2 separate regions of the Homo sapiens genome follow, and region 2 is linked to region 1. The links are chromatin loops, found by intact Hi-C in ENCODE. Cell type or tissue: uterus. All regions are shown on one strand. Each heading gives the region's core, and the rest is flanking DNA. Links, peaks and the distances in the headings are about the cores only.

What was found. Hi-C counts contacts between places; a loop is a spot of excess contacts. Peaks named below come from ENCODE experiments on the same cell type or tissue, not always from the same donor. Only the 100,000 strongest peaks of a DNase experiment are listed, where the experiment ranks them.
Region 2: a loop joins it to region 1, with 5 times the contacts of the local background. A loop is called at or near these places in 4 of 110 quality-filtered maps.

The regions. Positions count from the first base shown.
Region 1 is chr14:90,281,272-90,284,265 of GRCh38, forward strand. The region is part of intron 12 of NRDE2 (NRDE-2, necessary for RNA interference, domain containing); the gene reads right to left. Among named protein-coding and RNA genes, the nearest start is that of PSMC1, 26 kb to the left of the region's middle. In uterus, for the core only: no CTCF peak of the experiment used is centred there; no DNase peak of the experiment used is centred there.
Region 2 is chr14:90,408,195-90,411,188 of GRCh38, forward strand. It overlaps CALM1 (calmodulin 1), which reads left to right. Exons shown (of 6, transcript NM_006888.6): 6 at 1-74. Among named protein-coding and RNA genes, the nearest start is that of CALM1, 13 kb to the left of the region's middle. In uterus, for the core only: no CTCF peak of the experiment used is centred there; DNase peaks (open chromatin) are centred at 1,317 and 1,728; H3K27ac peaks cover 1,910 bases.

The DNA.
Region 1 (2,994 bases), core at 223-2,722:
AAAAATTAGCCCAGCACAGTGGTGCGCACCTGTGGTCCCAGCTAAGGTGTGGGGAATGCTTGAGCTCAGGAGGTTGAGGCTGCAGTGAGCTGAGACTGCGCCACTGCATTCCAGCCTGCATGACAGAGCAAGACTCTGTCTCAAAAAAACAAAAAATGCTTATGACTCAGACCTGAGCTGGGCCATAATAATTCTCCCCTGTGCGACCACGGGGGAGGCGAGTAACAGTGGCAGGCAGCTGCCCATTGGCTGCATCACTAACGTCCCAAGTGTTTGAGTCCTCCGTGTAGAGAAGCTATTTGGTGCTTTGTAATCACTTGTTTTGGCATTTGTCTACCTTCTTAGCAGACGTGTGCCACCTCCCCATGGGGGAAGCAACATCTCTAAAAAACGAGGAAGCTGAAGGTCTTAAGGCTTTTGCAAATTTTGATTCTCTTTTTTTATCTCCTTATAAACAAATGTGAGCAACTGTTAGCTTATACAATTTTTTATGTAACAAAACATAACCAACCTTGTCCAAACAAAAAAAGATGCATTTCTATAATGCTCCCTCCATGTGCTCCTGAGAGAAGACTGACACTCTGCTGAGAGGTTTATTGGTTTATCTCTGATAGAACTCAGGGGGATTCTTTTCCCTCCCACCAGCTCTTGTAAATGATGGCCTTTCAATATATACCAACTCCTGCCAGCTGTCAACAGGATGGAACAAATTATACTAGAGGGTAAAAGAAAATCTAATGATTCACAATTCAGAAATGCCACTGTTCCCTTTTTATTTAAGACTTCATCAATCCCATGAAATCAACTAACTGGCTTATATACTCATAGTTCCTTCTTTATTGTGTAGGTAGATGACCAAATTAAAGGATTTTAAGTATCTTGAAAAAACTGCAATTTTAGCTAAAACAACAAAACAATAAACAAGCCAGGCGCAGTGGCTCGCGCCCATGATCTGAACACTTTGGGAGGCTGAGGTGAATGGACTGCTTGAGCCCAGGAGTTCGAGGCTAGCCTGGACAATATGTGAGACACCATCTTTACAAAAAATAAAAAAAACAGCCAGGCATGGTCGTGCATGCCTGTAGTCCCAGCTACTCAGGAGGCTGACGTGAGAGGATTGCATGAGCCCAGGAGGTTGAGGCTGCAGTGAGTCGTGATAGTGCCATCGCACTCCAGCAGCCTGGGCAATAAGAAAGACCCTATCTCAAAAAAAAAAAACAAAAAAAACTTTGGCTGAGAGTGTTAATGTATATGCAAAACAGCGCATTTGAAAGTCTCTCCTAAAAATGAGGTTTTAACCTGCTAAATTCCAACATTAGTGGAAAATTTTAATTGCTGTTTGTCCAATTCCTTTCCCTCCCATATTCTCCGTGGCCAAGAATAAGCTTTAATTCCTTCAAACTTTTTTTTTTTGAGATGGAGTTTCACTCTTGTTGCCTAGACTGGAGTGCGGTGGCGCGATCTCGGCTCACCGCAACCTCCGCCTCCCGGGTTCAAGTGATTCTCCTGCCTTAGCCTCCCGAGTAGCTGGGATTACAGACATGTGCCACTACGCCCGGCTAATTTTGTATTTTTAGTAGAGACAGGGTTTCTCCATATTGGCCAGGCCGGTCTCGAACTCCCGAACTCCTTCAAACATTTTTACAGGGAAAAAAGTGCAAGCAAGCAAATAAGCTTGCATGCATGTTGCAAGAGTATATGTATGTGCATATGTATAAGCAAGCACGTATATGCACATGTACACAAAAAGGCACAATCGCACAACCAACCTCACAGCCCTCCTCCAGGGAGCCTTAGCCTTCCCCCCGGCCTGCGAGGCTCCCTTCTCCCGCCTCTTCAGGCACTCGCTACCTTCACCTTGCATGCTGGCCCTAATGTGATTTTTCACTGTGTTAACAAAGTGCTAGGAGCCTGCCCAGATGCCTCAGGAACTGCTAGGGGCAGTCTCTGCTCTAATTAGTCCTTAGTTCCAATACTACCTTTCCAAAAAGAGAGAAATTCTCTAAGGGGCCAGATCTTTTTTTCAAAGCCAATAAGCACTTTTTGTCTACAACCGAACCAAACTAGGCTCATGGAAGATTCTTAGTAAAAATATTGTACATTTGCACCTTACCCTGCCTCTACCTGTAAAAGACTGGGTAAGTTAAACTGGCAAATGTGCAAACTCCACCATTTTAAATGTAAAGATGGGTGGAATCTTTATGCTGGGAATATCAGGGAGCATCTGCTCTGCTCCCTCAGCTGAGCAGCCTGATGACAGGAGTGGAGGTTTCACTAAAACCCTGGGCTCCTGACTCTGCTGCCTCAAACTGTTGTCTCTACTAACAGCAGCATCCTGCCTGCAAGTTTCCAGCTCACACACGAGTCAAACCATAAGATCAGAGCTTCTGGGTCTGAAGAATAAATGTTAAGAGAAATGCATAAACTTTTGCAGGTTTTTTGTTTTTTTTTTTTTTGAGACAGAGTCTGGCTCTGTCGCCCAGGCTGGAGTACAGTGGCGCAATCTTGGCTCTCACTGCAGCCTCTGCCTCCTGGGTTCAAGCGATTCTTCTGCCTCAGCCTCCCGAGTAGCTGGGACTACAGGCACCTGCTACCACGCCCGGCTAATTTTTTGTATTTTTAGTAGAGATGGCGTTTCACCGTGTTAGCCAAGATGGTCTCAATCTCCTGACCTCGTGATCCGCCCACCTCGGCCTCCCAAAGTGCTGGGATTACAGGCATGAGCCACCACACTCAGACTTGGTAATTCATTTTTGATGCCAACTTCTGCCCCCAAGAATGTGCCCATTATTCCTGAGTGTGCCCATGAGCAGCTGTCCTGAGGTCACAGGTCCTGCCCAGCCCCTCAGGCCTTCAGTGCCTGGCTCCTTCCAGAGGTCAGAGAGACACACCCGATGAATTCTGGAATCAAAGACAGGCATGAGTGGGGGCCCAACAGATACGGATACTCGCTCTGTATCTCTTTACACTCCAGTTTTGTCATGTGTAACATGA
Region 2 (2,994 bases), core at 365-2,864, 130 kb after region 1:
GAAATTGTAAATACGTTTTATTTATAAACCTGGCACTGTATTCAATAAACATTTCTGCAGCCTTTCATCTCTAACTGCGAACTGTGTAGGTTTCTAGCTTGCATAGCTTTCAATTCCTTTTGCTCTCAACAAGATAGACCTGCCCTCAGATGTAATTTCACTGGGTCTCTAGTACTGTGAGAGTGAGGGGCCAGAAATAACCGTAGACACATCCCACAACCGTCTTACCCTAGTTTTAAGTAGTTTGAGTGTTAATAGCTGACATTTTAACCTATTCTCTTAGCCTATTAACTTGTCCATGCTTGCTTTTTATGCGGAAAATTTACACCATAAGGATTAGTTTCCTTTTAACCCCAATCCAAGCCTCTTTAGGACTTGTATAAAGAAATACATTTTTTTCAATAAGATGGGAATTTTAGATGACAACCAAGATGATACCTTGGTTCATGTCAAGAGCGGGACAGCTGAGGAAAGTGGGGTGGGATGCAAGTACAATTTAGGACCTTGGCATTGAAGCCTTCCCCTTAGTCAACACTGGCCCAGACCCTGGTTCTTAGATGTAGCAGGAGAGGCTGCCTGCTTCTGCCCCCTTTGCTTCCAGAAAGGCCTTTTCCAGCTGCCTCGTGTGTTTCCCACTCTGCCCAGAAGGAGTGAGAGGGCTGAAAAGCGGGGCGGGATAAGGCCCTGCTTTCGACAGAAGGCTTGAGACACATCTCCAGAAAGCATTTAAAGAGCCCCTCCTGCACATAGGAGCTGGGACTATAAGGACATGGTCATCACCGTGGAGACGGCCCTCTGCTCTGAGGCTTTAGACCTGGCTTCTGGATTTGGTTCTGTCCCTCCAGCCTCAGGCAGGTTCTTTACCTTTCCCAGGCCTTGGTATCCTCCTTGGTAAGATCATATTGGACTTGGTACCTTCTGCCTGTGGCTTTCTAGGATTATGACCGACCTGGTTTGGCATCACTTTGTGTTTAGATAGATGAAATTGCAGCCTAAAGGATGGGAGGCAAAATTGTGTAGGAGTGCTGTGTCCTTTGAGATGACAAATGGGATTTAAAAATTCTCACCAGCTTCATGTTGGAGGTGGAGTGGAGGTTAAGCTTGCTATTAAGACGTGATGTAATATTGGAACCTGGGTCAGAGAAACTGATTGTTAAGTGACTTCCATTCTCCCAGGACGGAAATAGGAGGCTACCACTGGGCCTGTAAGGGATTCAGTCCAAGTGACATCATCTGGTTTTCAGCAGCTCCGGTTTAGAAAAACACACACACATTTCCGATTCAAGCTGAACTTTCCCGGGCACTGGGGGGCTGGAGCACCCAATGACTCAGGATGCCTTAGAAGGAAATAAAACATAAAGCTTTTTATAGCTTGGTGCTTCTCTCCCACTGCCCTCAACTCTCTGCCAAGGAGTGGGAGGAGTTAGCTCATGGACCAGAACTCCCATTAAAGCCCCTGAACTCTGATTAAATCAAGTGGCAGTTTTCCTCATGAGAATTATGTTCTTTGTGTCAGGAACCTTAGGAATGAGTGTGAATTGACACATTCAGATTGTGGGGTTTTTTTTTTCTCTTTTGAGGTGGGGTCTCATTCTCACTCAGGCTGGAGTGCAGTGGCACAATCACAGCTCACTGCAGCCTCCACCTCCCAGGTTCAAATGATCCTCCCACCTCAGCCCCCCCAGTAGCTGGGACTACAGGGATGTGCTGCTGTGCTCAGCTAATTTTTAAATTTTTTTATGCAGACGCGGTTTCACATGTTGCTTAGGCTGGTCTCAAACTCCTGGGCTCAACAAATCCTCCCACCTTGGCCTCCCAAAGTGTTGGGATTACAAGTGTGAGCCACTGTGCCTTGGCTCAGATAATTTTTTTTTTTTTTTTTTTTTTTTTTTGAGACAGAGTCTTGCTCTGTCACTCAGGCTGGAGTGCAGTGGTGTGATCTTGGCTCACTGCAACCTTCGCCTCCTGGGTTCAAGCAATTCTCCTGCCTCAGCCTCCTGAGTAGCTGGGACTACAGGCGCACACCACCACGTCTGGCTAATTTTTGTATTTTTAATAGAGACGGAGTTTCACTATGTTGGCGAGGCTGGTTTTGAACTCCTGACCTCAGGTCATCTGTCCGCCTTGGCCTCCCAAAGTGCTGGGATTATAGGCATGAGTCACTGTACCCAGCCCCAGATAGTCTTTTCAATATCATATCTTAGTTTTATTTTCAGTTTTACAAAGGCTAAAAGGAAAATCCAGAGTTTCCTCTAGCAATATAATTATTTGAACATTTTGTTACAACAAGATCTTTAGATCCTGGCTGTATGTAAGCATGTTTGCTTTTAAACTGATTTTTCATTTTGAGTCTTTGTATACCCTTCAAGTTGTGATTTTTTTTAAGTTACTGCATTTTTTAGCAAAAGATAGATTTTTTCCTGCATAGACATATCAGAATCAAGATTTGAGATAGATTGTTTTAAAAATGGAAAATAAGTAAAAAAGTAATTATAAAATCATATCTTAGTTAAAAGGAACAGGTCATATAGGTAAAACTTCCTCTGAGTGCAGGTATCCATATCTGGTGATTCTCAAACTTGGAATACTTCTAACACTGGACATCTAATCCTGTTTCCACAAGGCAGAACTTGGGCTTTCTCCCTTTCAATGACAAGAAGTTAATTAACAGCCCATTCCCATTTTTATTTTTATTTTTTTGAGATGGAGTCTTGCTCTGTCGCTCAGGCTGGAGTGCAGTGGCCTGATCTCCACTCACTGCAAGCTCCGCCTCCCAGGTTCACACCATTCTCCTGCCTCAGCCTCCCGAGTAGCTGGGACTACAGGCGCTCACCACCACACCCTGCTAATTTTTTGTATTTTTAGTAGAGACGGGGTTTCACCGTGTTAGCCAGGATGGTCTCAATCTCCTGACCTTGTGATCCACCCGCCTCAGCCTCCCCAAGTGCTGAGATTACAGGCATCAGCCACCGTGCCTGGCCAACCCATTCCCAT